2 separate regions of the Mus musculus genome follow, and region 2 is linked to region 1. Evidence: chromatin loops called from intact Hi-C (ENCODE). Cell type or tissue: heart. All regions are shown on one strand. Links, peaks and the distances in the headings refer to the core of each region. The heading gives the core; the rest is flanking DNA.

The links. Hi-C counts contacts between places; a loop is a spot of excess contacts. Peaks named below come from ENCODE experiments on the same cell type or tissue, not always from the same donor. Only the 100,000 strongest peaks of a DNase experiment are listed, where the experiment ranks them.
Region 2: it touches region 1 in a loop (9-fold over the local background); 41 of 42 quality-filtered maps call a loop at or near these places.

What each region holds. Positions count from the first base shown.
Region 1 is chr11:51,611,113-51,627,417 of GRCm38, reverse strand. Nhp2 (NHP2 ribonucleoprotein) reads right to left here and starts at 7,645. Exons shown (of 4, transcript NM_026631.4): 1 at 7,441-7,645; 2 at 7,267-7,336; 3 at 4,828-4,933; 4 at 3,700-4,326. The coding sequence starts at 7,600. The coding sequence ends at 4,201. It overlaps Rmnd5b (required for meiotic nuclear division 5 homolog B), which reads left to right. Exons shown (of 10, transcript NM_025346.1): 5 at 319-419; 6 at 516-682; 7 at 1,584-1,749; 8 at 2,841-2,943; 9 at 3,035-3,189; 10 at 3,272-3,745. The coding sequence ends at 3,335. In heart, for the core only: CTCF peaks have their summits at 7,715, 9,555 (motif pointing left) and 11,592; DNase peaks (open chromatin) are centred at 7,767, 9,507 and 11,627; H3K4me3 peaks cover 3,310 bases; H3K27ac peaks cover 3,079 bases.
Region 2 is chr11:51,674,479-51,690,783 of GRCm38, reverse strand. It overlaps 0610009B22Rik (RIKEN cDNA 0610009B22 gene), which reads left to right and starts at 2,150. Exons shown (of 2, transcript NM_025319.2): 1 at 2,150-2,236; 2 at 4,692-5,399. The coding sequence starts at 4,715. The coding sequence ends at 5,137. In heart, for the core only: a CTCF peak has its summit at 8,993 (motif pointing right); a DNase peak (open chromatin) is centred at 9,023; H3K4me3 peaks cover 504 bases.

The sequences.
Region 1 (16,305 bases), core at 5,570-13,569:
GCTGGTCTCAAACTCACAGAAATCCTCCTGCCTCTCAAGTGTTGTGACCACATCCAATTTCTTGGGCTTCTGAGATAAGGTCTGGCTGAATAGAGCAGGCTAGCCTCCCACCGGTCTTTCAGTGTCAGGTCTGGGGACTATGCAGAATCACACTCTGTCTGCCCAGTGATGATGTTTAGCCTCTGCAGGATGGAAAGCGAACAACAGGGGCTCTTGCTACCAGCAGACCACAATTCCTTGCCTTTTTCCAGCCAACCTTTGGCTGAGGAAGTTTTAATATATGAAGGATTTGGGGACACTGCCTTGCATCTTTCCCAGGAATCGACATTGAATGTGGACCTGGACTTCAAGCAGCCCTTCTTGGAGTTGAATCGGATCTTGGAAGCTCTGCACGAGCAAGACCTAGGACCTGCGCTGGAGTAAGGGTGCCTGACTCATTCCAGCCATGCTTTAGGGATTCACTGTCTAGGGCCCTCTGTAGCCACTACCCACTGCACTGTATTGTCTCTCCCCAGATGGGCTGTATCTCACAGGCAGCGCCTGCTGGAGCTCAACAGCTCGCTGGAGTTCAAGCTGCACCGGCTGCACTTTATCCGCCTCCTAGCTGGGGGCCCCGAGAAGCAGCTGGAGGCCCTCAGCTATGCTCGGCACTTCCAGCCTTTTGCTAGGCTACACCAGAGAGGTAAGTGCCCAGGGTGCTGGGGGCTAGGGCTAGGCTCCAGCCTGTGTTTGGACATGTTGGGTGGCCTGTCTTTGTACCCACAGATAGTCTCTTACCAGAAAGATGCCTCCCCACAGTTTAGAAACTTTTGACTCTTTTGCCTCTAAAGTGAAGTCCAAAGCAAAGGCACAGCTGAGGCAGGAGGTCAGCTTTAGTGTATGTTAGTCATACTAGTGTAGGCTAGCGTGGCAATGGCAAGGAGTTAGACCATAAGGTGAGATACAATTATTACCTATACAGTGGCCTACCTGCATGCATGCCTGCAGAAGAGCAATAGACATTAGGATAGATGGTCATGGGCCACCATGTGGTTGCTGGGAATTGAACTTAGGACCTCTGGAAGAGTGACCAGTGCTCTGAACTCCTGAGCCATCTTTCCAGCCTACAATATTTAAAAAAATAAAAATTATAAAACCAATCAGTGATACTATTTGTGTGTGTGTGTGTGTGTGTGTGTGTGTGTGTGTGTGTGTGTGTGTGAGAGAGAGAGAGAGAGAGAGAGAGAGAGAGAGAGAGAGAGAGAGAGAGAGGGAGGGAGATGCACCAGGGGTTCCAACCTCACTTTATCAACACTGCTTTACCACTGACTGACAACTGTTTTCAAGGTCAGCTTTATATAGAGACCAGGCTCAAAAAAACGTGGGGGAGAGTGACTGGAGACCTTCTGTGCCAAGCAGAGCCATGCTTGTGATGTAGTCAGAAGGCCAGAGCCCAGGAACAGCCGCCTTCCCACCTGCCTCCATGTTCCCAACAGCCTGTAGATGCCCTCCTCTGCACATTAGAGGGCTTGGCAGCTCTGTGGCTCCTTGAGGAATGGCCCAGAGCTCTGCCTTCCCTCAACTGTCATCCCATTGTCTTGTAGAGATCCAGGTGATGATGGGCAGTCTGGTGTACCTGCGGCTGGGCTTGGAGAAGTCACCCTACTGCCACCTCTTAGACAACAGCCACTGGGCGGAGATCTGTGAGACCTTTACTCGGGATGCATGCTCCCTCCTGGGACTTTCAGTGGAGTCCCCACTTAGTGTCAGGTACATCCCAGCCTCCTGAGGTCAGCATAAGGGGACAGGCAGGGAGGGCAACAAGTGTGCTGATCCTTCCCTGTGCTTCCACAGACCTAAGCTGGCTCACCATCTTTCCTTGAGATAGACACTGCTTGTCTTTACAGTCAGGGCCCATCTTGCCTGCACGGTTCCCTTGGGAAACTACACTACTCAGTCATCCAGCCACCCTCTCACAACCTCCCTAAGACAGCATTCCCCTGCATGAAGAGTGCTGAGTCACTGCTTCATCTCTGCACTGCAGTGGTCTCTCCTCACTTCACAGCAAGCCCAAGCTAGACTCCCTTACCCCAGCTTAGCAGATAAGGTGGAGCTTTGCCATGAGCTAACTTGTAGGCTCTTAAAGGAACAAAGAGCACCTAGATTGGCCCCAGAAAGTGACTTCACCGTAGGGGACAGCTGTCAGTGTAGAGAACAGGCTGTACTTGCCTATATTGTTGCTGTGGAGTCAGGTCACCACAGCCCCTAGGCAGGCATTGGGCAGAGCTATACTGTACTCACAACCCAAGGTTCCAGCCAGTGGGCTCCCTGCTACCCAGTCAACTCATAGATGTCTTTGCTGGCACTCTTACTTTGTACCACAGTAATAGAGTTGGCTAAACAGGCAGACTCTGGCTCTTTCAACTGAACACTGTCCCCCCAAACCGGGGGGTGGGGGGCTTTCCACAGGAACACTTCATATGCGGATTTCTTTACTAGAACTTTTCAAATTTGGGGGTATACCAGAGCAAATAAGAGAGTTCAACATACCTATCTATGTACATTGCTAGTGGCTTTTTAGGAGCAGCGGAGATGACTCAGGGTTAACAGTGCTTGTTCTTGCTCAGGGCCTGAGTTTGGCTCCCAGCACCCACATGGAAACTCTCTTATTAGCTAGCTCCAGGAGAGCCGACACTCCACAGCCATGCATGTGGTCCACACACATACATAAGCACTTTTGTATTCTCAAGGGCCAATCTGACTTTATCCCACTTGAAAATTTTTGTCCCCAGTCCTATCTGGGACCGTGTGCTGGGCCTGTGTGTGATCCCAGCTGCGTCAGTCTCTGCTCTGTTCCTCAGCTTCGCGTCTGGCTGTGTGGCGCTGCCCGTGCTGATGAACATTAAAGCTGTGATCGAACAGAGGCAGTGCACTGGGGTGTGGAGTCACAAGGATGAGTTGCCGGTAAGAGCAGGCTGCTGGGGAGGTACCCCAAGAAGCAGGTGCTGGGCACACGGCTCAGACAAGAACTTAACTCAGCCTCTGCTGCCCCCAGATTGAGATAGAGCTGGGCATGAAGTGCTGGTACCACTCAGTGTTTGCATGCCCTATCCTGCGACAGCAGACCTCAGATTCCAACCCCCCCATCAAGCTCATCTGTGGCCACGTCATCTCCAGAGATGCACTCAACAAACTCATCAATGGAGGAAAGTAAGTTGCCCTGCCTGTTTCCATCCTGGCCTGGCTTTCCTGGCCAGCCCTGAGACGCTCTTGCCTTTGCCTTTCCTTGCAGGCTAAAGTGTCCCTACTGTCCCATGGAACAGAATCCAGCAGATGGGAAACGCATCATATTCTGATTCCAAGGAACATTCTAGAAGGTGTAATCCACCCATGGGCCTTTGTGGAGGGACTGGCTTCAGCAGACTGTGATGCCTCTCAGACCAGCATTACCAAGAGACCCAACCTGCCTAGGCAGAGGCCAGGGAAGGCTGTGAACCAGCAGCCTATGCTTCCTTACCTTCTAGGGGGACTGGCTACTCTGTTCCTGCATTCTGTTTACACTTGCCCCTGACGGAGCAGCAAAGGTCTTGGTCATCAAATGCAGACATCTTTCTACTCCTGGCATCAAAGGGGTTTCCAGCTGTGGCCCACTTCCTACTGTACAGTCTCAACTGTATCTACCCATTCATTCTCCACTGTAAATAACCCGTTAGAACTGAATGCTGTTTTATAACTTTGAGCAAATATATTCATAGCCCTTCTCCTTACCAATGATTGCATGGTCTTGTGTGTATATATATGCGTATCACTCTTGGAGGTGTGTGAAGTGGGGTTTGGGCCTTGATGCCTCATCTCCTCACCCCAACTGTCCTAGAGTGGGAAATGAAGACGGGTGGGCTGTAGAGCCAGTGCAGAACATTTGCCAGGTACACCCTTGAGGCTCTGTGCTGAAAGGCTGCTTTTGCTCCTCCTGCCAACTTCAAGAACACCCACACACTTGCCACGTTTTCGCCTTAGCATTTACTTCTATCCCACATTCTTGGAACTGTCTTCATCAAAGCTCAGGAGGAGATGGCAGAGATGCAGGCTCCACCTCCAACACTGCTGGAGCTGCCTGGGAAGACTCACACAGCAAGAAATCGGGGAGATGCTGTTAGGGTGGGCAGCTGCCTGCAGCCAGCCAGATCTCTTGGAAAGGGGCTGGGTTGCAGCCCAAGTCTCTCACAGAGGTGTAGGCAGTGCCTGCACCTCCTCCAGGCACTTGTCGTAGGTCTCCTGATATTCTTCATGGGGCTTCACCATGATCACACAAGTGGGACGCTTGGAGCCTGTGGCTGCACCCAAGTCCTACACAGGAGAGAAGAGAGCTGCTGGGAACAGGAGTCACAGCCCTAACCTGGCACGCAGCCATGTCCCGTTGGTAAACATTACATTTAAAAATACTTCAGTTGTTTGCCATCATGTACACTAAGCTCTCAAGCCATGGTCCTCCAAGCCAATACTGAATATTCCCACATGGCCTATGAGGGTATCCCTGTAGGCAGGGCAGTACCTCTGTTATATAAAGTCTCTGACACCCTTCACACATGTTCAAATATTCACCTCTGTTATATAAGTCTCTGACACCCTTTACACGTGTTCAAATATTCTTAGCATACAGACGATCCCCATCTTACAGGAAGGAAGCCTGCCAGCCATGTGCTATGTACTTTAGTCCTAGCTGAGATGCCATCTCAAAAAGAAAAACAAGCCACCCAGACCTAAGAATTCCAACACCTGAGATAATTCCTCAAACAGCCTCCCTAGGGCCAAGATGGGAATGGGGCAGGGTGGGCATGCGCTTCTCACCGTCTTAGAGGGGATGTAGACGTAGGGCAAGTTCTGGTCCTCGCACAGAACTGGAAGATGGCAGTACACCTCAATCGGCAATGTATCTCCTGCCAAAACCATGATCCTGCAACAAGAGAAGGCACCATCAGTTCTCCTTTGCTCCGTCTCTTTCCCTTTCAGTTCTAAGAGCTATCTCCAGCCTGGCTGTGAGGGCAGAGTCCAAGAAAATGCCCCACCCCAACCAAGGACCCCCACACTAGCCTTCAACTTCTGAAAGGAGTACAAAGTCATGTTTGGCAAATGCATTCCTCTGGGGACATGGTCTCTACTTGACAGCATGTAAATGCCACCGAATGTGACTAGAGGTGAAGTGCTGGGACAGATGAGGTACAGGAGAAATACCACGAAATAGGAACTCGGCTCTCCTTAGAGTCAGTTATGTTCCAACCAGGAGATGACCCTTGAACAGAGACTTGAGTGCCATGATGATTCCAGAATGGCAGGTGTGGGGACAGAATAAGGCCAAGGGTGGTACTGAAGGGCTGGTTGCCTTCTGCAATAGATAACTAGTGTGTGTGTGTGTGGTGGGGGGGGGGTGTCAGAGAACAAAGCTGAGAGGACTGGCAGGGATCACACCTAAGTGTTTGAGTAACACACAGACTCTGTCCCAAGAGAAAGCTTGCCAGGGCCCTCAACCATGGCTGAGAGCTGTCAGTGTACCAGACCCAGAAGTCCTGAAGATCTGCCCGGTGTAAGGGTGGTAGACATCTGTTTGCATACTCCGTTCCCTTTGGCACAAGGCTGGTCCTTTCCACTTGTTCCTTTGCTGTCCTTCTTTGTGGTCCCTTTCTCCTTGCCTTCCTGACCTATCATGGTGCCAGGGGCCACCTGAAGCTACCAGCCCCCATCTGCCCTACCAAAACATCTGCCTGTAGAATAGCTAAGCAGAGCATGTCCAAGGCATTTTCCATGTCAACTCAGGACGCCTCAGAGGGTAAAGACACTCACTGCCAAGCCTGGCCACCTGAGTTCAATCCCAGGGGCCTGAATGGCAGAAGAGAATCAGCTCTCCAAGTTGTCCGCTGGTGTTCACATGGGTACCAGATGCACATGTGTCCATACACATGCAAGTAGGCACCCACACGTAATAAAAGGTATCTAAAAACCACACTTCAGATGTTTTCACACAAACCTGGCTTTCCTCCACTGTCTGTCTGCAGTCACACACTACAGCCCAAACTAGCATGCAAAGTCATTATATGTCACCGTCTCTCAAATCCCTCAGCTGTAGCTCCTGCCCATCACCTGCCTTGGGCCATAACAGCTTACTAAGTCTGACTTGCCTCTCCTAATTCTTCCCTCGATGTCACGCCTCAGCTTGCACTCTGTTCTGAGAACACTAAACCTACCTTAGAAAGCCCACGAGGGGGAAAAAGAAAACAACAACAACAACAACAACAAACAAAACCGGGCATGGTGGGGCACGCCTTTAATTCCAACACTCCGGAGGCAGAGGCAGGCGGATTTCTGAGTTTGAGGCCAGCCTGGTCTACAAAATGAGTTCCAGGACAGACAGGGCTACACAGAGAAATCCTGTCTCAAAAAAAAAAAAAAAAGAAAGCCCAGGAGGGCTGGAGAGCCGGCATACGGGGATGCATAGCCATTTCTGGGGGTGCATGGCCATTTCTAACTCCAGTCCAAGGAGACCTTACACCTTGCCTTCTGGTTGCCAAGGGCACCAGTGATGCACCAACATATACACGCAGGCAAAACAGTCATACACTTAAAAGGAGTAACCACTTACATTGTGTAAGTGCCACTACACTGCCCTGTCCAAGAGCCTACTCTTCTCAGGATTCCACCCCCTCACCCCAAATAAACCTTCATTCATTCATTCTCTTCCTTTGTTGTTTTGAGACAGGGTCTCTATACATAGTCATGGCTGAAAACTTAAGAGATCTGCCTCTGATGGGATTAAAGGCCTATCACTGGCTTATCATTTTCTCCTTTTGGGAGTTTTGTTTGTTTTGAGACCTGTCCATAGACCACGACGGCCTTGAACTAGCTATACTTCGGAAGCTAGCCCGCATTCTCCCCTGCCCTACTTGGGAAAATGTCTCTCTACATATAGCACGTTGCCTAGAGCCTGAAAAAGTTGTGCCGTTCTACAGAGTGAATGATCAGGACTCTAGTTTACACGGGCTGGATTCCTATTCTCTTCCCTGTCATTTACTGGGAGTTCCATTTACTGGTAGTGAAGGGAGTTGACTGCTAGACTGGTTGGTCAACTTCACCTTTATTGAGTAGGTGGAATTTCTTCTTAACCAGTTAATAAGCCAAACTTAGTGCCGTAGTACTTGTGTACCGTGCACAAGGCCCTAGGTTCAATCCCCGGCACTGGAATATAAAAATAAAAACCACACAAAACTTAAAAACCAGAGGAAGCCGGGTTCTTACCCTTTCTCGCCCTTGTTGACAAATTTCTGAACCTCCTTCACCCCGCGACGAATCTGCTTCTGCTTCACAGCTACAAAGAGAGAGAAGCGTGAGCCGACACCTCGCTCACGAGGCTCGACCCCGGGCCGCCCAAGTCACCGGTCCCGGACCGCGATCGCCACGCGCCCGCCTCACCCTTCTTGATGCACTTGTAGAGCTTGCGCGTCAGGCGGCGGGAAGCCAGGGGCTGCGCGATGGGGTTCAGATTGACCAGCAGCTCTTTGTACGTGCGCTCCTCGCTGCAGCCCTCCGCCTGCGCCTCGGACTCTTCGGGAGCGGCCTTTACTTTGGTCATCTTAGCAACTACAACTCCGTCCCGGCATAGAGGAACCACGCGGCCGCCGCCTCCGACATCACTTCCGGGTTTTCAAGTGGCTCTACCCTGTGACCAATTGGGAAACTAAATATTCTACACCGACCAATCTCTAAGTAGATCTCTAGGGGCGGGATTTTGGATATGGGGGCGGAGTTAAAGGTCAATCTAAGCACGGGATTTGGATTTTCACCGCGGGAATCCCAGGGAGGCCGAATTTAGAACCGGGTTTCCAGAGGGAAAGGGGCGGGGCCTGGGGCCGAGAGGTGGGGCCCAAAGGGAAAGAGGCGGAGCCCAAAGGGAAAGAGGCGGGGCCCGGAGAGATTGAAGAGCGGGTGGAAGGAAAATACACAACGGGATTGTGTCCCCTGAGCTCCTTGTGACCTGCCTTGTGACCTGCTGCTGCTGGTTAGGTAAAGCCTGGCGCACCTGAAAGTTTTTTCATATTTTCTTTTCCCCCTCCTAGATCCTGTTGCACAAACTATAAACCGCACACCTTTGATCCCAGCAGTGGGGAGGCAGGGGCAGGTGGATCAGGTCAGCCTGGTCTACATAGTGACTTCCGCTGGGCAGTAAGGTCAGCCTGGTCTACATAGTGACTTCCGCTGGGCAGTAGTGGTGCATACCTTTACTCTCAGCATTTGGGAGGCAGAGGCAGGAGGAACTCTGAATTCAAGGCTAGCCTGTTCTACAGATCGAGTTTCAGGACAGCCAGGATTACACAGAAACAGTCTCCAAAAAAAAAAAAAAAAAAAACCGCAAAGAAAAAAGAAAAAAAAGAGGCCGGGCAGTGGTGGCGCATGCCTTTAATCCCAGCACTTGGGAGGCAAAGGCAGGTGGATTTATGAGTTCAAAGCCAGCCTGGTCTACAGAGTGAGTTCCAGGACAGCCAGGGCTATACAGAGAAACCCTGTCTTGAATAAAAACCAAAAAACAAAAACCAACCCCCCCCAAACAAACAAAAAAACACAAACAAACAAACAAAAAAACCCACTCCAGTTCCAGGGGATCTGAAATGTCTAATCTGCAAGGGCCTCAGGAGTGCATGTGCTGCACAGATGTGCTTTCAGGCAACACACTCACACACAGGAAATAAATCAATCAAAAGTTCTTAAATGTTAAAAGCAAATCTGAAAAACCAGAAAGGTAGGAAGGAAGGTGACATGTGCTGGATGAAGAGTCCAGCTAGCTAATGAGAACCCTGGAGCAACAGGAAACGGGGACCTCAGCTCTGTGACGTAGAGGGACTGAAGCTGGTAAGGGTGAATATGAAGGAGGATCCTGAGTGCCAGATGCCAAAAATCAGGCCCACATTTAGATCTGTGTTTTGTGAAGGACACAGAACTTACCTATCCCTGATTGACAACTATGAGACCTGTGAGATAGTTGAGTATGATTTCCAGCCACTAAAAGCCATCACTTGGACAGCAGCAAGAGGACCAGGATATGTCAGATTGGGATACATTCTCTGAATTGCCAAGAAAGACAGAACCAGGGAAGGCTGTTGGAGGAAGGAGCACTGGGTAGCCTAGTAAAGATTGAAATCATCTCTCTTTTTTAGGTTGTAGGGAGGCCTGGATGTGTCTCAGTAAGCGATTACTAAATGGTGGGGAAATCAAGTATTTAAACAGCAAATGCTTAATATTTGCCAGCTGATTTGAATCTGAGGGAGACCTAGTTTAGAGAGACAGAGAGGGTGACTTCTGAGACTCACCTGTCTTCTGATGTTAGGTCTGCACATACCCATACATTATGACAGGGGTTAGGAGGATACCTATATATTATGACAGGGGAGAAAGGTGGCTCCTCCACTGCCCAAGCTTTGATGGTCCCAGCCTTCCATCTTCCCCAGAACTTTCGAGGTGGTGGTGGAGGAGGAGGAGGTCTGGCAGCTTCTGTCCTAATCTACTACCTTTGTTATATCGCCACCTTCTGGAAAGCCCTGAAGTTACCGCTAGCTGTGGCTGGCATCTCCCTGTTTGCAGGGTGGACTCAATCAACGGTGGGTTTTGTTTTCTGTGTGGCATTAGTTACCTGAGGCCCACCTTAATCCAAAAGTACTAAATAGAAATTCCATAGATATATGGTTAAGAAGGTTTAAATATGACAGAAGCCATTTAGAAAAGGCAAGCAAGGGCTGGCGAGATGGCTCAGTGGTTAAGAGCTCCGACTGCTCTTCCGAAGGTCCCGAGTTCAGATCCCAGCAACCACATGGTGGCTCACAACCATCCGTAACAAAATCTGATGCCCTCTTCTGAAGTATCTGAGGACAGCTACAGTGTACTTACATATAATAAATAAATAAATCAAAAAGAAAAGGCAAGCAAATGAGTTTCCTGGAGATGGCTCACCATTCTGCACGGCTGAGATGGCCAGAGAGGCACAGCCCCAGTTGCTTCTTGCTGCCGATATGACTTTTCTGTCACTATTACATCGCTTAATGATTCCTGGGTATTAGCCCACCCTTTTGCTCAAATTTCCTACAGATCAACATGAAGGTGAACTTTCATGAATTAATGCTATTTAGAGGAATTAATGACTTTATAGAGTTGTTGATTTGATTCAAATCATTTTAGGAAGAAAGTTTAAGGAGATGGCTTTAATTGTTTTGCCAGAAAGGTGTAATAAAGTTAGAATCAAGAGTAAAATGTGAAGCCGGGCGTGGTGGCACACGCCTTTAATCCCAGCTCTCAGGAGGCAGAGGCAGGTGGATTTCTGAGTTCAAGGCCAGCCTGGTCTACAGAGTGAGTTCCAGGACAGCCAGAGGTATACAGAGAAACACTGTCTCAAAAAACCAAAATGCCCCCTCCTCATTGAGTAGTAAGTAAAGGCTGCATAATAAGGAATACAGTGAGCTTGCATAAGTTTCACTAAGAAGAGAAATATAGGCTTGGGTCAGATTTCTGATCAAGGAAAAACACTGATTATAGGTCAGGTCCAAGGATGAAGCCACAGGGGTGCACTATGATAAAGCAAGACCATGTGACACTGTTGCTTTAAACTCATAATGAGCTTATGGAATGAAGCACTGCTTTGAACTATCGACATCCTTCTGTAACTCCCCTTTTATGTAACATTTCATCTTTGAGGTAATTTTATAAAGAACTTTTGTCTAAGGAGGTATAAATTGCCAGAGAGAAGGAATAAACTGTGGTTTGAGGGGCTCTGCTTCCTCCACCAAATGTATATATGTATATATGTATATATGTCTGTCTATATGTCTGTATAATATGTATATGTGTATTGTATACATATGTTTGTAGGTATATGTGAACAGACACCATGATCAAGACAACTCTTTTTTTTTTTTTTAATGGTTTTCGAGATAGGGTTTCTCTGTGTAGCCCTGGCTGTCCTGGAACTCACTTTGTAGGCCAGGCTGGCCTCGAACTCAGAAATCCGCCTGCCTCTGCCTCCCGAGTGCTGGGATTAAAGGCGTGCGCCACCATGCCCCGCAGTAAATCTTTAGAAAAAAAAAAAATTAAGATGGGGTTGAGCTGGGTCAGTAGGCTGCTTGCTTGCATGGACAAAGCTCTGGGTTCAAGTCCCAGAAAAAAAAAAAAAAAAACAAAGCTGGATATGGTGACTTGCACCTGTAATCCTAAAACAGGAGGATCTGGCTTCATTCTTGGCCACATAAGAAGGTGGTAAAGTAACAGTGTTTTATTTTGCTGGGTAAACCAGGTCCCGCCTTCCTAGTAGAGAAGCAGTCTGACTAGTTCCCCAGAAGGGTGTAGACACAGAAAGAGGCTTCAGTCAGCCTCCAGAATTCAAGAAGCAGGAGATAGGGTCTGGCAGTTTTCTTGGGTTGACTGGAGACTGAGCGTCCACTGACCGACACCCCAAATCTCCCCACTTTCTTGCACCCTGTCCCTGCCACTTGTTGTGCTTGGGAGCGCTGGCTTGCTCGGTGACTGTGCAGAGGTGAGCAAACCCGCTTTGGTTTTCCCTCCGCTGTGCAGGGAGGAGGGACAGACAGTAGGTTGTCCTCTCCCCGCCTCTTCCGGTTTCTGGGCTGGGTGGTGGAAGGGCGGAACTGGTGTTGTTCCTGGACTCTGGCTTTCACGCCGCTAAGGGACGAGGACCCAGAAGCCTCGAGGGTATGATCAGAGCAAAAAGACTGCTCTGGTGCAGCTGGGGGGGACAACGGCCAGGGAGGCTGCTGTCTTTACTTATTTGGCCTCCCTTTTGTCCCCTTTGCTGAGTTTACCAAAGAGAAGGTTGGACTTTATTTTTGAAACGGAGTATCTCTTTCTCTTTTAAAGATTTATGTTTGTCAGGCCCAGAGGAACTCCAATTCTCCAAACTCTAAAAGGCAAAAGGCAGTCCGAATATTCAGGAATGAGCTCAACCTGCGGATTCCTGGCAGTTAGATAAAAGCAAGCATTCGTCAAGAACTTGTGAAACCGGTTCTCATTTGCCAAAAAGGAATCATTTCCTTTACGTGTGCCAGAAGGGTCAGAAGGCTGCATGGGAGAGCACATGTTGTGCAGGCTGGCCTTCAGACTCCCTTGGTATCACAAGCACTTGTTACATTTCAAAGTACACTGTAGCTGTCTTCAGACATACCAGAAGAGGCCATTAGATCCCATTACAGGTGGTTTTGAGCCACCGTGTGGTTGCTGGGAACTGAACTCAGGACCTCTGGAAGAGCAGTAGCAGTCTCTTCGAGAGAATTTGTGCTCTTAACCACGGAGCTATTTCCTTTAGCCCAAGAAATGAATCATCTCTTTTACTCTTCTGTAGTTACAAGAAGCTGGCATCAGGGGACTAGGAGACACCTTGGCGCTGGGTGGCAAGGCATCCAGGGGTGCTCCAGCTGGGGTATCGTGGTTGGTTTCCTCCCTTCCTTTCGCCTTCCCTGCCCTCTGCGCTGGGGATGGCTAGCCTGCCCCAGTCCGTCCCTCCGCTGTGTGGTTCCTGCCCCAGTCTGCCTGTACCCTCTGCATCAGTGTGTAGAGTTGGGGTCCTTAGTTATATGCAGAGTTCTGGCTAACTCGCTCTCCTTGAAGACTCATTCCCTCCTTTCTATGCCTCCCCTGGAACTGCCACTCTAGTTGTGTGTGCTGACTTCCGGTTTGTGCTGTCTGAACCCCATGCCAGGACATGAAAGCCCCTGTTTCCCTGCAGTCCCACACTGATCCATCCCTGTGTGTCCCTTGGAGAACAATGGTCTCTTTTCTCAGCTTGGAGCCTTTGCTCCAGCGGTTTCCTCTCCCTGCATCCCTCCCTTCTTATTTGTCATGGTTTAGATGACTTCTTCAGAATGCTGCCTGGGTCTCTCCTCCTATTGGAAGCATTGGTAAGGACCCATTTGCTTGGTTTCTGCTTTTTCCTCAAAATGCCTCATTCTCTCTGGTGGCCTGTCATGGCATTACATAAGACAGGCGCTTGGAGCCATGCGTTAAAGGCTGACAGATTGGAAACTTTCTTTTAGTTTCTTTGCTTGCTTGTTTATCTTGTGGCGTGTATACACATATTCAAGTGAGCACACGCATGTTGGACCCAGCGGTCAGCCCCGGATGTCCTCCACCGCTTTCCACCCCACTGTTTCAGCTAGACTGGCTGGATAACAAGCCCTAAGAGTTTCCTTTCTCTGCCCTATTTGCAAGCATGTACAGCTGTGCCTGGCTTTTTTGTTTTGTTTTTGTTTGTAAGATTTATTTTTGTTTTTTGTTCTTTTCGAGACAGGGTTTCTCTGTGTAGCCTTGGCTGTCCTGGAACTCACTCTGTAGACCAGGCTGGCCTCAAACTCAGAAATCCGCCTGTCTCTGCCTCCCGAGTGCTGGGATTAAAGGCGAGCACCACCACGCCCGGCGTAAGATTTGTTTTTATGTGCATTTGGTGTTCTCCCTGCATGTATGTCTGAGTGAAAGTGTCTGATCTTTTGGGACTGGAGTTATAGACAGCTCTGAGCTGCCGTGTGGTTGCTGGGAATTGAGCTCCGGTCCTCTGGAAGAACAGCTAGTACTCTTAACCACTGAGCCATCTCTCCAGCCCCTTGTGCCTGGCTTTTATGTAGAGATCTGTTTTGGTTTTGTTTTGTTTTCAAAACAGAGTCTTACTGTTTTGAAACCCGGGCTAATCTAGAACTTGCTATTTAGCCCAGGTTGGTCTCAGAACTCAGAGTGATCTGCCTCTTGCCTTGGCTGCCTTATGCAGTTGCCCAAGAGATCTGAATGTAGGCCCTCACACTTACACAGTAAACATTGGCCCACTGAACCATCTCCCCAGTTTCAACCCCCCTTTACTGAAAGCCCACTGTGAACCCTGAAAACCCAGAAGGGGTTTCCTTCTTCATGGTCCCCTGCACTAATGGGAGGAAGTGATAGGGAAGATACACAGTATCCTCCATGTGTCTTAGGCAGGTCTCAAACTGGACTTGTAGCAGAGGGTGCTCTTGAACTTCTGATCCTCTGGCCTCCCTCTCTAGAGTGCTAGGATTAAAGACCTGCTCACTTGTGTAGTGCTGGGGATTGAACCCAAGGCTTTACATAAGCGAGGTGCCTTCTGTCCCAGCTGAGCTACATCTCCAGCCCAAGGTCCTTAGCATACTCTGAGGGCCACAGTTTAATCCTCAGTAGAAGGAGAAAGTAGGTGGGTGAAATACTCTGTGGTATAGAGAAGCAATCTAGCTCTAGTGCGTTCTGGGAAAGAAACAGATGAAAGCTGGAGTGGCGAGTGGCTATGAGCTATGGTGGCTCAGACATGTTGGGCTTCATAAGGCAGGTAGCATGGTCACTTAGAAAAGAGACCCATCCTCAGAGGCACATACACGATGTGTTCATCCAGCTCCTACTGAGTCTAACCTGGGTGGAAAGCAACACAAGTCACAGAACAGGGGATCCTGGCCACAGGGATCACCAATGTTTGGAGGCCTTAGCTAACTGTCTCCTTATTGTCACTTCAAGTCAGGGTGAGAATGCTGGGAAGCCAGCAGTCAGGAGTCTTCACGCAGAGTATTGACGAGACAATCTCTTCACAAAGACTCCTCTGGATGGAGCTTGGTGTGTGTGTGAGTGTGTGTGTGTGTGTGTGTGTGTGTGTGTGTGAGTGTGTGTGTAAGTGTGTGAGTGAGTGTGTGTGTGTGAGTGTGAGTGTGTGTGTGTGTGAGTGTGTGTGTGAGTGTGTGTGAGAGAGTGTGTGAGTGTGTGTGAGTGTGTGTGTGAGTGTGTGTGAGTGTGTGTGTGAGTGTGTGTGTGAGTGTGTGTGTATGTGAGTGTGTGTGTGTGTGAGTGTGTGTGTGAGTGTGTGTGAGTGTGAGTGTGTGTGAGTGTGTAAGTGTGTAAGTGTGTGTGTGAGTGTGTGTGAGTGTGTGTGTGTGTGAGTGTGTGTGTGTGTGTGAGTGTGTGTGTGTGTGTGAGTGTGTGTGTGTGCTTGTTGAGGGGCAGGGGATCCCAAATGAGTAGGCACAGTGCAGTACATATTATTGTAGCACAGAGACTGAAGAATTACTGTCAGTGGAATCAACTTGTAGATTAACTCAAAACAAGCAGAGAGAAGGTGAGAAAAATTAATAAATTCATGGGCTGGGGATATTGTTAGTATGTAGGGGCCCTGCACACATTTCTAGCTCTGCATACATTTCCACCCTGGCATACACTGGTGTTGTCTGTTATACTAGCACTTAGGAAGTGGAGGCAGGAAGATCAGGAGTTAATAGTTATTCTGACCCTAAATAAAAAGTTGAGACTGGCCTAGGTTATATGTGACTTTGTCTGGGGGGTGGGAGTGACTAGAGAACCTACCTGAAGCTACAGCCTTGAGCACGCTAGGCAAGTGCTTTACTCCTGAGCGACTCACCCAGATCTAGGCTGGAGACTGTACAGATTACATACATATATTGCTGAATAGCATGAATCCTAAGATCCTTCTAGGGGTTGTCGGGGTGCCTGGCTGAATCAACTTGAGTTATCTGGGCTGGAGAGATGGCTCAGTGATTAGAAGTACATACTGCCTGCCAAGTGGGTAACTGCCTGTAACCTCAGCTTCTCAAAACACAAATCAAAAGATCATTTTATGTGTATGAATGCGTGTTGCATTCATACCTGGTGCTACCAGAGGGCGGAAGAGAGCAGCAGATTCCTTGGAATTAGATGTTTTAAAGCCACTAGGTAGATGCTGGCAACCAAATCCAGGTCCTCTGTAAGAGCAGCAAGTGCTTTTAACTGATAAGCTCTCTCTCTAGCTCCCTAAGGATAAACCTGAAGTCAGCTATGGTGGCACAAACCTTTTGTCCCAGAACCAGGGAGGCAAAGGCTTATACCTTTGAGACTATCCTGGTCTACATAGCAAGTCCCAGGCCACCCAGGAATACATAGAGAGTCCCACCACCACCCTGCAAAAATCTTTCCATCTCCCTCTTGTTTTCAAGACGGAGTTTTTCCTGTGTAGCCCTGGCTCTCCTGGAACTCACTCTGTAGACCAGGCTGGCCTTGAACTCAGAAATCAGCCTACCTCTGCCTCTGAAGTGCTGGGATTAAAGGCGTGCGCTACCACGCCCAGCTTATTTTTTTATTTATTTATATTTACATATATACAGAAATATGTACATATATTGAGAAATATATATGTACATACATAGAAATATATGTACATATTTCTATACATATTATATATATATATATATATATATATATATATATATATACACTATATATACACTATATACACTATATATATATATA
Region 2 (16,305 bases), core at 5,154-13,153, 64 kb before region 1:
TATATTTTCTATTTCCAAGATTGATTTTAATAGCCTTATGTTTTTTTTTTTTTTTTTTAAAGATTTATTTATTTATTATATGTAAGTACACTGTAGCTGTCTTCAGACACTCCAGAAGAGGGCGCCAGATCTCATTACGGATGGTTGTGAGCCACCATGTGGTTGCTGGGATTTGAACTCCAGACCTTCGGAAGAGCAGTCGGGTGCTCTTACCCACTGAGCCATCTCACCAGCCCCTAGCCTTATGTTTTTAATTCACGTTTTATATTGCTCAAGATTTTTGTTGATGTTGTTTTGTTTTTTCAAGATGGTTTCTCTCTGTAGCCCTGGCTATTCTGGAACTTACTCTGTAGGTCAGGTGGCCTTGAACTCAAAATCCAACTGTGTCTGCCTCGAGTGCTGGGATTAAAGGCATGTACCACCACCACCCAGCTCAATGTGTTTTTAATGCATATAATCCACTTATTTCTGAGCATCTCAAACACACTTATTTTTAGAACGTTCTGTAAGATCCTCAAGCTAGGCATAAGTTTAAAGCCAGTCAAGGCTACTCAGGAGACTGTCTCAAAAAGCAAAGCAAAGAGTGATAAGGTTGACACACGACTTTAACTTCTGGCCTCTACACATGTATACAAAGCCAAAAAGTGTTCTAACACATAAATATGCACACACTGACTTAGTTTCCTTAATTGGAAGTCAGGAAAGCAGTCAGCCTCAGTAATGGAAATTTGTGAGCTGCTACACAAAACAAACATGTTCATATTTCTACGGCTCAAATGATAACTGGAGACTTCTTGTAGCAGACACTTTTATTCCCTTCCTCCCTAACTCCCATTCCTATCAAGATGACCAGAGGTTTAGGACAATGACTTTTTTGTGCCTTCAATTTTGAAGGGAGATGAAATGGATGGATAAACATGCTGCTTATGTAGAAGTGGGCAGGTACCTGACCAAAGCAAAGGAGATGTAAGAAATCAGTTTTGTTATTTATCTATCAAAGGTAGGTAGGTAGTCTGCCATTGGCCAATATTCCAAAAATTTTCTTCACTACCGCCAATAAAAGAAAGCTGCTTCACTCAAACAAACAAACAAACAAACAAACATCTTCTCCACCTAGTAAAGTTTTGTTTATAAACCTCATGCATCCTTTCTCCCTCCTGAATTCCCTGCTGCCTGGAATACAGACCTTTAACTCCATTCCTCTAAGCTTATTCTTTCAGAACTAGCCAAGCATGAAGGTCGGACCCCAGCCACTGGGGAAAAGACACCATGATTTTGATCCTGAAACACCTTTTTTACAAATAGAACGTGCCTTGTAGAGCTACTTCGCTTTGTTTATGTTTCTAGCAAACACAAAACGAAAACAGAAATGCCAAACTTTATCTTTAGTCACTCTGTGGCCCCAGAGAGAAGTCAATGATTTTTAGCCAAAGTAGCTTCGAAATGTCTGTTTAAGGGAAGAAGGAATTCAGGACGCCAACGCTAGATAAGTCTCACTATAATAAACACATAAGGAAAACCTGTGAACAATGCAGACATACACTTGAAAGAGCAGAGTCCTTGATGATTAACAGCACCTAACACCAGTGATTTGCGCCCTAAACCACCCTCCCATTACGCATTTCCGCCCACGCATACGGCCAGCACCGTCTGGACACAAGCGCCCGGTGCTGCAACCTCCATTTTGCTTTCTGGCATTCTTGTAGTTAAAAGCTCCGCCTCACTTGGCAGTCTGGTCCACATCTCCCGCCAGGCTTCCGGTCTCTACACCTCCAGGCGAACGTCAGTGACAACATAAGCAAGTACGCGTGCGGTGAAGGCAAGGATTGCTCTAAGAGCCAGAGGAGGCCCGCGGGGACCCCGACGTCCCATGAGGCCTTGACCCAAGATGGCGGACAAAACCCTTAGCGCAGCCTTGCTCAGAGACGCATGTGCGCATGCCCGGTCGACTGAGCTGCCCTGATCCAAGATGGCGGCCGGACCGGGGCTGGGGACGGGCTTAGCGCGTTACTGAGCATGCTCAGTCTTCCGTCACTTGCGTCAGGTCGGCAGCCGGCGCAGGCCGCTCAGTCCTTCCCGGAGAGGCGGGAACATGTACGCATGCGCAGTGAGCAGTCTCGGCTAGTCGGTGGGCGGAGCTACCCCGCGGGGTGGACGTTGAGTGTGTGTGATGGCCGGCTGACCTGCTTTCCTCTTTGAGCTTGTCTGCCCCTGAACTAGAGGGAAGTCGGCTTAGGTGAGGTATTTATAGTTGTCAAAATCCCGCACTCGCCTGTGATCCCAGCGCTCAGGAGCCCGGAGGGATTGCCTCAAGTGCTGTAGGACAGCAAGACCCTGCCCAAAGCAAAAAGTCGGGAGCTAGAGACTGGGAAAGTGGGGGCCGTCCAGGGAGGCTGGGCACATACAGTTCAGTCACTTTCGTGGGTGCGTACTTTGAGTTTTCCTTGGGATTTGTGGCTCAGGGGCAGAGCCCTTGCCTAGCACCTGGAGGTTTGGGATTTGGTCCCCAGCACCAGAAATAAACAGTTAAAGAGGGGCAGTGTAAGATAATCGCAGCACTGGAAAGGGGGAGCTAGGGTAAGGAATTCAAGCCATTTTCTGATACTTGTAGGCCAGTCTGGGCTTCATAAGACCTTTTATTTTATTTTTTAAAAAAGGTTAATAACAAAATAAAATAGCAAAATGTACGGGTTTATTTAATGGACTCTGTCATCGTGTTGTAAATGAATCTGTGGGTAAATAGATGTATCGCCATCTTTAATAGCCCCAAAGCAAGGATGACAGTCCATCCTAGTATCTTTAGTTATCCTTTGGCAGGTTCATCCATGTGTTTTAATGTGGTTTTCAGCCCTTGTCACCCTCTCATCCCACACCCACTGAACCCCCTTTCCCTTCTATTTTCATATCTATACATTTTTTAAAATTATTATTATTGTGGATGTATGTGACACATCATGGGAGTGCCTGCTTGCTATATGGTACATGTGTAAGAGAGGACAACTTTGTGAAGTTGATCATCTCCTCCTCCTCCTCCTGTCTTCTTTCTTCTTGTGACAGAGTCTCTTTCTGTAGCCCTGACTGTCCTGGAACTTGCTTTGCAGAACAAGCTAGCTTTGAACTCACAGATCCTCTAGCCTCTGCCTACTGAGTTCTGGACTGAGCATGCGTGTGTACCCACTGAGTTTAACTTGGGTATTTATGGGTAGGGGTTTATTTATGGAGCATACACAATTTAATGGTGGATACACCAATGAGGAAAAACGAGTCCCCTGAACCAGCAGCCATTATTTACTTGTTTTCAAGAATAGGTGAGATTCTTTAATTCTTCGGAAATTTTTAGTGGAAACTTAGGTCCTCTGAAAGAGCAACCAATGATCTTAACCACCAAGACCTCCACTGAAAGCCTTGATTAAATTCCTAAAGCTATAGTTTTTATTTTATGACGTGTCTCTTAAACGATAGTCCCTTATCCTGGGTTTTTTGGTTTTTGGTTTTTGTTTTTTTTTTTTTTTTTTTTATCACTCTGGAACTAGCTGCTGGTCTATAGAAACCCATTTGTTTCTCTATTGATCTTGTTTCCTGTTGCCTTGCTAAGTCTGCCCTTACATGGTTCCATAGGACATTTTATGTATAAGATTATATCATCTTCAAATAGTTTGGACTTCATAGTCCAAATGCTTTTTATTTCTTTGTTTTGGTTTAGCTTTTGAAACAGTTTTTCTGTGTATCCCTGGCTGTCCTGGAACTAGATCTGTAGACCAGACTGGCCTTGAACGCACAGGAACTTGCCTGCCTCTGCCTCCCTGGTGCTGGGGCTGTCCCCACCCCCCAATGTAGTGATTTTTTTTTTTTAATTCTTCCCATTAACTTTGTTTCCCTGCCTGCTATCTCCAGTAAAGTACTCAATAGAAGTGGTAGAAGGGAGGTATACTTTCTGCATTCCTAAACTTTAGCCAAAGGATGGAGTTGTGATCTTTCCTTGTTTCTGGTTTTAAGAAAAAAGCTTTTAGTTTGTAGGATGTTGTTGTTTTGTTTTTAAAGACAGCATCTCAGACTTTAGCCCAGGCTGGCTGAAACTCACTATGTAGCCCAGGTGGTGGCCGCAAATCCCTGAGAGTCTTCCTGCCCCAGTCTCTCCCAGTGCTGGGATCGGGTGTAAGCTACCACTGCCCTGGTAGTCTTTGACAGTAACTGTAAAAAGTATTTTGGATTTGTTGATGGTGATGTCCTTTTTTTTTTTTTTTTTTCAGTTTAAGAAATTCCCTCTCAAACCCTGTGTGTGTGTGTGTGTGGAGGGGGGATTCCCTCTTTTTGTATTATTTTTTTTCAATCAATGGAAAGATGGTAGGTTTTTGCCAGGTTCATTTTCTGAACCTATCGAAATTATCCAGATGCTAAGCAGCTTTCCCTTTATTTCATAAATAGGACCAAAAAAAAAACCCAAAGATGTGGGAAATATGAATGCAAATTTAGTGTATGGTAGCTCTATCATTTTAAATCAGTGGGGAGGGGTAAAATGTTAATAAATATAGCTAGGTGTGGTGGCTAATGCCTGTAATACCAGCAGTTATGAGACTAAGGTAGAAAGGATTGGGTTTCAAGGCTAACCTGGGCTACAGAGTGAGACCCTGTCTCAAAAATAAGAATTTCATGAACTGACTTGGGGTTCATTTGCTGGTGTCTGACTCTAGGAGCCACATATAGACAGAAGACAATGTCTGGGAGCTTCTACTTCGTAATTGTTGGCCACCATGATAATCCGGTTTTTGAAATGGAATTTTTGCCAGCTGGGAAAGCAGAATCTAAAGATGAACACCGTCATCTGAACCAGTTCATAGCTCATGCTGCTCTGGACCTCGTCGACGAAAACATGTGGCTCTCCAACAACATGTACTTAAAAACTGTGGACAAATTCAATGAGTGGTTCGTCTCGGCGTTCGTCACGGCTGGGCACATGCGGCTCATCATGCTGCATGACGTGAGGCACGAGGATGGCATCAAGAACTTCTTCACTGACGTCTACGACTTATACATCAAATTTGCCATGAATCCCTTTTATGAACCCAATTCTCCTATTCGATCGAGTGCATTCGAAAGAAAAGTTCAGTTTCTTGGGAAGAAACATCTTTTAAACTAAATGCAGAAAAACTTCAGAATCACAGTGGGGTGTGCTCAGCAGTGGATGTATTGTAAATTACTTGATAAAGTAGCCTAGCAAACTCTTTATGTCTCAGCTTACCTGTATATCATGAAATTTCTCTTCTATTTAAAAATCTCATCTTTTCATGTTATCACTACTAGTAGTTACCTGTGAACAATTATCACTAATTTAATATTTTATTTCAAAATCAATAAGCCTATAACTTTTTGATTAAGAGAATTAAAAAATCTTAGATTCCTTTTATGTGTATGAATGCTTTTCCTGCATACATGTTCTTACCATCTTCATGACTAAGGGATCAGAGAGGGCATGGGATCCCCAGGAATTGGGCCTACTGATGGTTAGGAAGTCCCCGTGTGGGTGTTGCCAATCAAACCTGCAAGAACAACTGTCAAACCAGTAAAGCCCCCTCTCCAGCCCCTTCCTGAGATGAAGTTATAATGTAAAGGTTCAGAAACTAATGCTGGGGTGGCTCTGTGGTTAAGAGCATGTTCTGTTCTTCCAGAGCACCCACATCAGGCAGGTTACAACCATCTGCTCTGCACTAGGTGCGTTGCGATGCAGACACACACCAGTATACATAGTTAAAGGTAAGCCCAGCACTCAGGCACACAATGAGTTCCAGGACATTCAGAGGTATGTAGAAAGACCCTGTCCTGCCTCCCCCCTCCACCCCGACGCCCCCATCCCCAGAAAGCAAGCTAGGTTTGAGAGTACATGACTTTAATCCCAACACTTCAGATGCAGAGGCAGGTGGATTTCTGTTCATTCAAGACCAGCGTGGCTACATAGTTCCAGACCAGTCAGGGCTATATAATGAGATCCTGTCTCAAAAAACCATAAGGGCTGGAGAGATTGCTCAGTGGTTAAGAGCACTGACTGCTCTTCCAGAGGTCCTGAATTCAATTCCCAGCAACCACATGGTGGCTCACAACCATCTAATGAATCTGGTACCCTCTTCTGCTGTGTCTGAAGAGAACGACAGTGTACTCATATACATAAACAAATCTTTTTTAAAAGATTAAAAGAAAACACCAGAATACAGACAGACAGACAGACAGACAGGTAGATAGGTAGATAGATAGAGCTGAAGAGATGGCTCAGTGGTTAGGAGCACTTGTTGCTTTATAAGAGGACCTGGTTTTGAGTCCCAACACCTGCATGATGGTTCATAACCATCTATAACTTCAGTTCCAGATCCGAGATCCTTTTCTGGACTCCTGGGCCACCAGACATATACATACATGCCAACAGATGCTCATGCATGTAAACATTGAGCATAATTTACTGGGCTTCGGCACATACCTTTAACAGCACTTATTTGGAAGGCAGAGGTAGGTAGATCTCTACAAGGTGAGTCCAGCCTGGTCTACAGAGCAAGCACTGGGACTCCCAAGGCTACACAAAAAAACCCTGTCTTGAGAAAATTTTAAAGGAAAAGAAATTTTTTGAAAAAGACTGGAGCCAGCATGATGGCACATGCCTTTAATCCCAGCACTCCGGAGGCAGAGCCAGGCAGATCTGTGAGGTCAAAGCCAGCCTGGTCTACAGAGTTCCACAATAGCCAGAGCAACAAAGAGAAACTGTCTGCAAAAAACAAAGTCTTGTACTTTGGTACAAGACTCAGCTCAGTGGTCGAATACTTGCCTACTATTCGTGCATGAGACCCCAGCTTCTGTCCCCTAATACTGCAAAAAAAGTTTTTTTCTAATGAAAAGCATCCTTTTTTACAGTATATACTGTTTTGGTGGTATAGTGTATTCTTTCTTGTGACAAGTGAAAACTATTGAACATTTTTTTGTTTTGTTTTGTTTTTCGAGACAGGGTTTCTCTGTATAGCCCTGGCTGTCCTGGAACTCACTTTGTAGACCAGGCTGGCCTCGAACTCAGAAATCCGCCTGCCTCTGCTTCTCTCCCAGAGGACCCACATTTTTCCTAGCACCTACAAGGAGGCTGGGATTAAAGGCGTGTGTCACCATGCCCGGCTTCTTGCTTTGTGTGTTTTGTTTTTTTTAAAGATTTATTTATTTATTTATTATATGTAAGTATACTGTAGCTGTCTTCAGACCCTCCAGAAGAGGGAGTCAGATCTCATTACGGATGGTTGTGAGCCACCATGTGGTTGCTGGGATTTGAACTTCGGACCTTCGGAAGAGCAGTCAGGTGCTCTTACCCACTGAGCCATCTCACCAGCCCTCTTGCTTTGTTTTTAAGAGAGTTTCTTATAGAATAGTTTTTTCATGATAGGTATCCAGCTTCTCACCCACTATTGAACATGTTTAAGAGGAAACCAGAGAAAGGATAAATACTTGACAATATGATTTGACAAACTAGGTCTAGAGCAGGCAGGGCAGTGCCTGGTAGTTCCAGCTTCTTGAGAGACAGGGTAGCAGAGATGTTTGAATTTAAGACTAGCCTGAAAAAAAAAAAAAAAAAAAAAAAAAAGACTAGCCTGGGCAACACAGTGAGACCTCAGCATCATTCAAAACATTTTAACTTCATTTCCTTTTCCATTATGGTCATTACTTTTTATGCATGTGGTGTTTTGTCTGCATGTATATCTATGTACCATGTGTATGCCTGGTCCCCACTGAGGCCAAAAGAGCATCAGATCCATGGGACTGGATCAAACAATTGTGAGCCTCCTTGTAGGTGCTAGGAAAAATGTGGGTCCTCTGGGAGAGAAGCTAGTGCTCTTAATTCTTAGCCATCTTCTAGCCCATGGATCCGTTCATGAATAACAGAGTATAAAATAAATTGCATAAAAATATCATCACACCTGGGTGGTGGTGATGCACGCCTTTGATTCCAGCACTCAGGAGGCAGAGACAGGTAGATCTCTGAGTTGACGGTCAGCCTAGTCTACAGAGAGTTCCAGGATAGCCAGGGCTACACAGAGAAACAGAGCTATGACAACCAAATGTTAACACATGTATATCCCCTTCCCAGAAACAAAGCTAAGATTTGGTGATGGAGAGCCTTCAAGCAAGAAAGAGACTGAGTAGATTCCATAGCCACTCTGCCTCCCTAGTCAAAAGGCCTGGACCACTCGGTCTGCATAAGTACACCACAAAAATTTATCAAGAAATAAAACACAAAGCACTCAGGAGGCAGAGGCAGGCAGATTTCTGAGTTCGAGGCCAGCCTGGTCTACAAAGTGAGTTCCAGGACAGCCAGGGCTATACAGAGAAACCCTGTCTCAAAAAACAAAAAAAAAAAAACAAAACAAAAAAACAAAAAGAAAGAAAGAAAGAAAGAAAGAAAGAAAGAAAGAAAGAAAGAAAGAAAGAAAGAAAGAAAGAAAGAAAACACAAAAAGCAGGCAGACCTGAGCACCCACTGTGGCCCTTCCTGACCCACGAGTCACCTGACCAGTCACTGAACTGACCTCTGCTCTTCAGGCACACTGTGGGGATCATATACCTGCCTTGCTAGATGACCACAGCAGTTACATGAGGTGTCCAGTTAACCTAACCGTCAGGGTGCCAGGTCCCCACACAGGCGCTCGCGGTCAGGTCGAGGCAGCTCCTTCCCATCTCTGACTGCATGCTCATCACATCCGAGACCTGTCTTGTTGTTACTTGCATGCAATGCAGTCAGGACTCTCGCTGGCTGAGACTCCTGTGGAACATGAAAGGGCAGGATTCTAGTGCTAACGATGTCTGCCTGGGCTCTGTGAACACAAATATTGCCTTCTAGAGAACTATGCATTATGGGACTCAAGGATACAACACAAAATACAGTCAAAAGCAAGAGGCAGAGGATGTGGACATCCCAGCTTTGCTGCTACAGAAACTGTACTTTGCAATCAACTTGCTGCTAAGTGTTTTCCTGCAGGGGGCGCTGTCCACTCATTGACCCACAACTGACTTGCTGGGAGCTGGGAAGTCTTCACAGCCAAATGCTGACAAGTTCTTTGCTGTGTCTACTTATTAAATTGTTGGCTTGGCCATAAGCAGTCTCAGACGGATTAAGCAAACAACACTGTTCTTTAAAATTATGAAAGTGCATGTCTCCTGCTGCACACCTATAATCACTCGAGAAATTTACCACCGCAGCACGTCTACCGCAAGGCTGAGAAGCTAAGCTGCTCTGGCTGTCCAGGTTCCCGCCAGCTTCAGAAAAGGTCCTGCTGGGTCCTGGGTCTTTCCTCTGCGGTAGAGAGCTTGCCTCAAAGGCGTAAAGGCCTGGGTTAGATTTCCCAGCACCAAAACGAAAGCAAAAGAAGTAATGGATTCGAATTTCTATTAACAACCTCCCCTTATCAGTGGGGACTGTGTTCTAACTCCTGCCCGCTGCCCCCTAGGAGATTCCTTTATTGTTTTCTCACTAATTTTGTGGGAGTATGTGTGTGTGCGTGCATGTTCATGTATGTGCAGAAGCTGGAGTGCTCCTTGGGCATCACCCACCTTTTGTTTTTGTTTTGTTTTTGTTTGTTTGTTTTGTTTTTCAAGACAGGGTTTCTCTGTGTAGCCCTGGCTGTCCTGGAACTCACTCTGTAGACCAGGCTGGCCTTGAACTCAGAAATCTGCCTGCCTCTGCCTCCCTCTGGGATTAAAGGCGTGCGCCACCACGCCCGGCATCACCCACCTTTTTTTAAATTATGCTGTGTTATACTGCCTACGAGTAAACACTTGGTAGAGTTGGCTCTCTTCTTCCACTATGTGAGTTCCTGGGATTAAACTCAGGTAGTCAGACTAGCAGCAGCCACTTTTACTCAACAAACCATCATGCTTTTGTCTTATAAAGGGTTCTTGTTTTATAACCCTGTTTCAACATCTCGGATTGGGGGGTTTCAGTCATGAACATACTTGGCTCCCCCAGCAGGTTCCTGAAACCACGGATAGTGCTTAATAGTACTAAGCGCCACATAGACTTGTTTCTCTCCTGTTCAGCTAGGATACTTCTAAGTTATAAACTAGACACACTAGTTAGGTTAACAGCAGGGCTAGGGAGTGCAGTGCAGTTGGTAGAGAGCCTGCCTAGCATTCATCCAAGTCGATCCAACAGACTAGGTGTGGTGGCACTAGTCTGTGTGTAATCCTAGCACTTGGGAAACAGAAGGATGGAGGGTCAAAATGGCCATCCTCAGCTACACAGAGAATGTAAGGACAGCCTGGTATACAGGAGACCCTATCTCAAAGTGGGGAGTATAAAGAAAGAAGAGAATGGGAGTGGAGTGTGGGGTGCTAATGGTAACTGATTAAAATAATAATAAGCAAAGATAACAATATGGCTTCTGTGCAGCTTTGAAGAAGAATCTCCAAAACAAGGTTGCTATGAGTTCTAACGGAAAGGTCTCTCGTTCCTGGCTGGAGTGGAGACTCAAGGCCTGGGCTCTACCCTGGCCCTGGGGTCAGAAGTGTAACAGACCTTCCCTATAGGAAAGAAGTGGATCAGATGGCCTCTAGGAATCCATGCTCCTGTGATTCTTGGAGTTAAGCCTGTGCAAGGGAGAGAGGAGCAGACACAGAGCCTGGAGGCAGGTGGCCCCTGGAGGCAGCTGCAGTGAAAGAACTGTCAAGACGCGGAAAGGAAGCGAGAGGGAGGCCCTGAACTCACCTCAGGCGGTTTTACATTTTTCTGTATTTCTGTGTTGATTTCTCTATTGAATTGGGCCTCTTGCAGGTTAGACAAGCACTTAGCCACCCAGAATGTTTTGTTTGTTTTCTGGGTGATCTTGGAACTTAACATTCTCCTACCTCATCCGGTCCTGGGATGACAGATATGTGCCCCACACCTGCCTGATGTGGTGTTGATCTTTCTTTCCTTGTTTGCTTTCTTCCCTTTGATTTCCTTCACTATTATTTGCAAGAGTAGTTTAAAAGACATTTTTTGGAGGTTTTGATTTATCTGTCTGAGGGTTCTGCCTGAATGCATGTCTGTGGACCACCTGTGTGCAGTGCCCTCAGAGAAACCGAGGATTCCCAGAAGCTGGAGCTGCAGGTGGCTGTGAGCTGCCATGTGGATGCTTGAATTTGAATCTGGGTCTTCGTGTCACAGTGAGTGTGAGGAGGTCAGAAGAGAGCTTGCAGGAACCGGTGCTATCACATGGGTTCTGGGCTTGAAGGTATGTTGTCAGACCTGGAGGCAAACACTTTACCCCAGGGAGACATCTCAGCAGCCCAATTTTTTTTTTTTTTTTTTTTTTTTTTGGTTTTTCGAGACAGAGTTTCTCTGTATAGTCTTGGCATCTTGGCTGTCCTGGAACTCACTTTGTAGACCAGGATGGCCTCGAACTTGGAAATCTGCCTGCCTCTGCCTCCCAAGTGCTGGGATTAAAGGCGTGCACCACCACGCCCGGCTCAGCAGCCCAATTTTAACAGATTTTAACAGTACCCAGTACCACTGGGGAGATGGGTGCACCATTTCTGTCTCATTGCATCCCCAGACCTTCTCCTACCCGGCTTCCAGGAGATGAACATTTTTGTTTTCCCATAACTTCCCAACTTCATGTTCCTTGTCACAACAGACCCAATGCCACAGAGCCACACAACCACAGACCAAAGTCTATGAAACCATGAGCCCAAGAAAACCTTTCCTCCTCATACCTTGATTCTCTCAGGTATTCTGTCATAGCAACAGAAAACTGACTTAACTCATAGAGAGAACAGAAAGACAAGGAGACCAGACCCAGGGGACATTCAGAGGAGCCATGCAGTGCTCCCTGAACTAGGAGAGAATGAGAAAGGTACATAAGGAGAGAAAGTGATGGTGAGGCGCCATGGCCTGAGGTCTAGAATGTCTACCTGGGGACTCTGAGTCCAACCAGGTCAAAACATATCCCCTCCCAGACAAAGACAGGAGATGTCTGTGGGCTCAAGGTTAGTTTCATCTTCATAGTGAGTTCCAGAACAGCCAAAGCTAGAGAGAGAGAGACTCTGTCTCAAGAAACAAAACCAAACAAACGAAAAACCCAGTCTGCCCCATCGGTAGCTTTTTTTGTTTTGTTTTGTTTGTTTGTTTGTTTGTTTGTTTCGAGACAGGGTTTCTCTGTGTAGCCCTGGCTGTCCTGGAACTCACTTTATAGACCAGGCTGGCATCAAACTCAGAAATCCACCTGCCTCTGCCTCCCATAGGTAGCTTTAAAGTGGTCAGATTAGAGCTGTGTACTGGGTTAATGAGGGCTGGTGGCAAGTGAGAAAAGCTGCTCAGGATTGACCAACCTGGGAGCGGCCAGACACTTGGAAATGTGTTGCAGTAGTTCAAATGGACCAGAGACAAGAATGGGGCAAAAGGAGGAGACATGGGGCCTGGGTAAAGTTGTCAGGTATCTTGGTTACCTTTCTATTGCTGTGGTGAGACAACATGACCAAGGCATCTTAGGAAACAAAGCGTTAATTGGGCTTACGGTTCCAGAAGGTTAGAGTCTACAGTGGCAGAGCAAAGGCATGGTGACAGGTGGCTGAAGCAACAGCTGAGAGCTCACATCTCCATCCACTAGCAGGAGGCAGAGAAAGGCACAATGGGAATGGCATGAATCTTTTGAAATGTCTAAACTTGTCCCCAACTGCCTCCAACAGGGCCACACTTTCTAATCCTCCCCACACAGCAGAAAGAGTAGTTAATCACATGAGTTTATGGTGGTGGCGGGGGGAGGGGGACATTCTTGTTCAAATTACCACACCCTGCAAAATGCAGAACTGCCGTGTGTGTGTGTGTGTGTGTGTGTGTATGTGTGTGTGTGTGTGTGTGTGTGTGTGTGTGTGTTTATATTTGTGGTTTGCATAGGAAATATTCCCCCACAGTTTTGGGAGACTTGAGGAAGTAGGGCCAAGCTGGAAGAAGTGGAAGAGAGACAGCTTTACGTCTTTATGGCCCAACTCTACCTAATCTGCAATCTCACTACTTCCTAGCCTAGCTACCTGATAGGTACCACGGGTGTCACTGCCCTAAACACAGGCTTTCCCTGCAGTGGACTGTACTCTCTCAAACCATGAGCCCCAACACTTACTTTCTCTGAGCTGTTTCTGTTTAGATATCATGTCACAGCAATAAGAAACGTAATAATAGGCTGGGCGGTGGTGGCGCACGCCTTTAATCCCAGCAATAGGCAGAGGCAGGTGGATTTCTGAGTTTGAGGCCAGCCTGGTCTACAAAGTGAGTTCCAGGACAGCCAGGGCTATACAGAGAAACCCTGTCTCAAAAAACAAAAAAAAAAAAAAAAAAAAAACAAAAACAAAAACCAAAAACAAAAACCAAAAAACCAAAAAACCAACCTTCAACCAGGCTGATTTAAAAAATAATGGACTGCTGGGCAGTGATGGTGCACACCTTTAATCCCAACACTTGAAAGTCAGAGGCAGGCGGATCTCTGTGAGTTTGAGGTCAGCCTAGTCTACAGAACCAGTTCCAGGACAGCCAGGGCTACACAGAGAAACCATGTCTGTAGATAGATAGATAGATAGATAGATAGATAGATAGATAGATAGATAGATAGATAGATAAGAAAAAACGTGCCAGAATATGGAGATGGAGAGATTGCTGAGTGGTTCTAGGAGTGATTGCTGCTCATGTATGAGACCAAGGTTCAGATTCCAGTACTTACATATGAAGCTGGGGATAATCCCATACATGCCTAAAACCCCAGCACTTAGCAGGGAGAGAGGAGGATCCTTGGTTCTCACTGGCTGCCAGCCTAGCTAAAACCAGATGAGCTCCCCATTGCTGGAGAGACCCTAACTCAAAAGAGTAAGGCTGGAAGAGGTAGAGGATACTTGACACTCTTCTCTGGCCCTCACACATGCACAGGACGGCTTCCACACACACACCATACACAGCATACACATACACCATGCACACGTGAGTCTGAGCACACACATGCACATAGAGTAATGACTTGACAGAGGACATTTCAAGATAACATTCAGGCTGTAGTATGGTTACTTCTCCCTGTGTTTAGTGAAATTTATAGTGAGAAATCAGAGAGGAGAAGAAAGATGTGAAAATGTAATTTGATGAGGAAATGTTAAAGCACATGTTAAAGCTGTAGACAGAGGAGACAAGAGCTGTGGTTATTAAAGAAATTAGCACAATTAAGGAGAAGCCTCCAATTTGTATTGGGCCTATAGTTGAGAAGGTGCCTTGAGGGCAGGACCCCACCCACAGACAGCTCCAGAATATAACAGTGAAGAGTCATTTGAAAAGTGCTTTAACAAAGAGAGCCTCCAGGGCATTTTGCCAAGCACGGCCACTTTGAGAAATGTTTCCCTGAGTTGAGTTAGGAGAGTACTCTGAGGTCTAAGCAACCAGGCTACACCTGAGCTGACAGCAGAACACAGTGTTATCTATATGGTTATTGTTGTTCTGCAGAAATGCATAATGCAAAACAGTAAGGAAGTACACTGGTGGTGGTAGTGCCCGAATTTATTCGCTCAATACTGGGGAAGCAGAGGCAAGTGGATCTCTGTGAGTTTAAGTCTAGCCCAAATATACATATATATATACATCATATACATCTACATCTACATCTACATATACATATACATATGTGCATATATATATTTAAAGTTATATATGTGTGTTATATATGTATATGTGTGTGTGTGTGTGTGTGTGTGTGTGTGTGTGTGTGTTCCAGAGATGAATTAAGGGATCCTAAAGACTTATGAAGAGAATTCAGAAAGCTACTGAGACCAGGCAATCGGCATCAGGACCTGGTTTCTCTCCGTGGAGTTTCTGAGTGCACTGTACATAGAGTGAAGGTATGGCTTAAGCTGTCATGGAGACCCCAGGGAGCAGAAGATGCCAGCTACAGCTACAGAGGTGAACTGCAGGTATCACATGGAGATGGACCAAGAGAGAGTCCAAGTGTGCCACAGACAACAGGACTACGGACAGACGGGGCTTGGGCTACTTGAGTTCAGTTCCCAGCACCCACATCTGACAGCTCAGAACCACCTGTCACTCCTGGCTCCAGAGGATCTGGGTCCTCTTCCAGTCTCAGCAGGTACCTGCACTCATGTACCCACACACAGAAAAATAATTAAAAATAAAGTGAAAAGTTTAAAACAATAATAAAAAAGAAAAATGTACAAATGTACAGAGTGTTGCTGTCCTGTTTGGTTTTTTTTTTTTTTTTTGGTTTTTCGAAACAGGGTTTCTCTCTATAGCCCTGGCTGTCCTAGAACTTACTTTGTAGACCAGGCTGGCCTCGAACTCAGAAATCTGCCTGCCTCTGACTCCCGAGTGCTAGGATTAAAGGCGTGTGCCACCATGCCTGGCTTGTCCTATTCTTTTTATCTTTGAGACATGGTCTCATATAGCCCAGGCTGGCTCTTAACTCCTGATTCTTCTGCCTTCCCCTCCCAAGTGCCAAGATTATAGGTATATACTACTACACCCAGGTGGCATTTTGTTATTGTTTGTATATGTGTGTATGTATGTATGTATGTATGTATGTATGGATGGATGGATGGATTCCTTTGAGACTGGGCTTCTCTGTGTAACAGCCCTGGCTGTCCTGTGAATGAAAACAAGAAGTAAAAAAGGAAAGGCCATGACTGCCCCTAGGTATGGAAGAGGAGAAGGTTTACTGTAGATAAAAGGGAGAGCAGAACCAGAGACAGAGACATCTGGGGGAGGCCAGAGTGGATGTGACCCTGAGTCATGTGAAGAGAGAAGGGAGGGGAAGGGGGGGGGGACCAAGTCCAGCATCCAAGAGGGTGAAAGGTTAAAAAAAAAAAAAAAGAGATGGGGGCAGGTAACCAAAATGGCTGGATTATTCAGGAAGAGCCTCTAGGGGCAAGGCAGTCCAGTTCCTGGGCTGGAGAATTCAGGGCAGAGTGTGGGGTATGCCAGCCATACCTGTAACAGGGACTGAGGGATGCTGGGAGAACCTGGAGGCCAGGTCTGCTTTAATATGTGAAATATGCACCTTAGCCCCTTGTCTGTCCGGGGTCTGAAACCAAATAGTGTCCACCAGGACTGGAGTTACAGGTGGCTGTCAGCTGCCATTTGAGTGCTGGGAACTGAAGCCTCTGAAAGAGCAGTCAGTGCTGTCATCCAATGAGGTGTCTCTCCAACCCCTGTCCCAGGGGATCCCATGTCCTCTTCCGGCCTCTTTGAACACTGCACATGTGTGGTATCTGGACATTCATGTAGGCAGAACACCCATACACATAAAATAAAAAATAAAATTCAAAA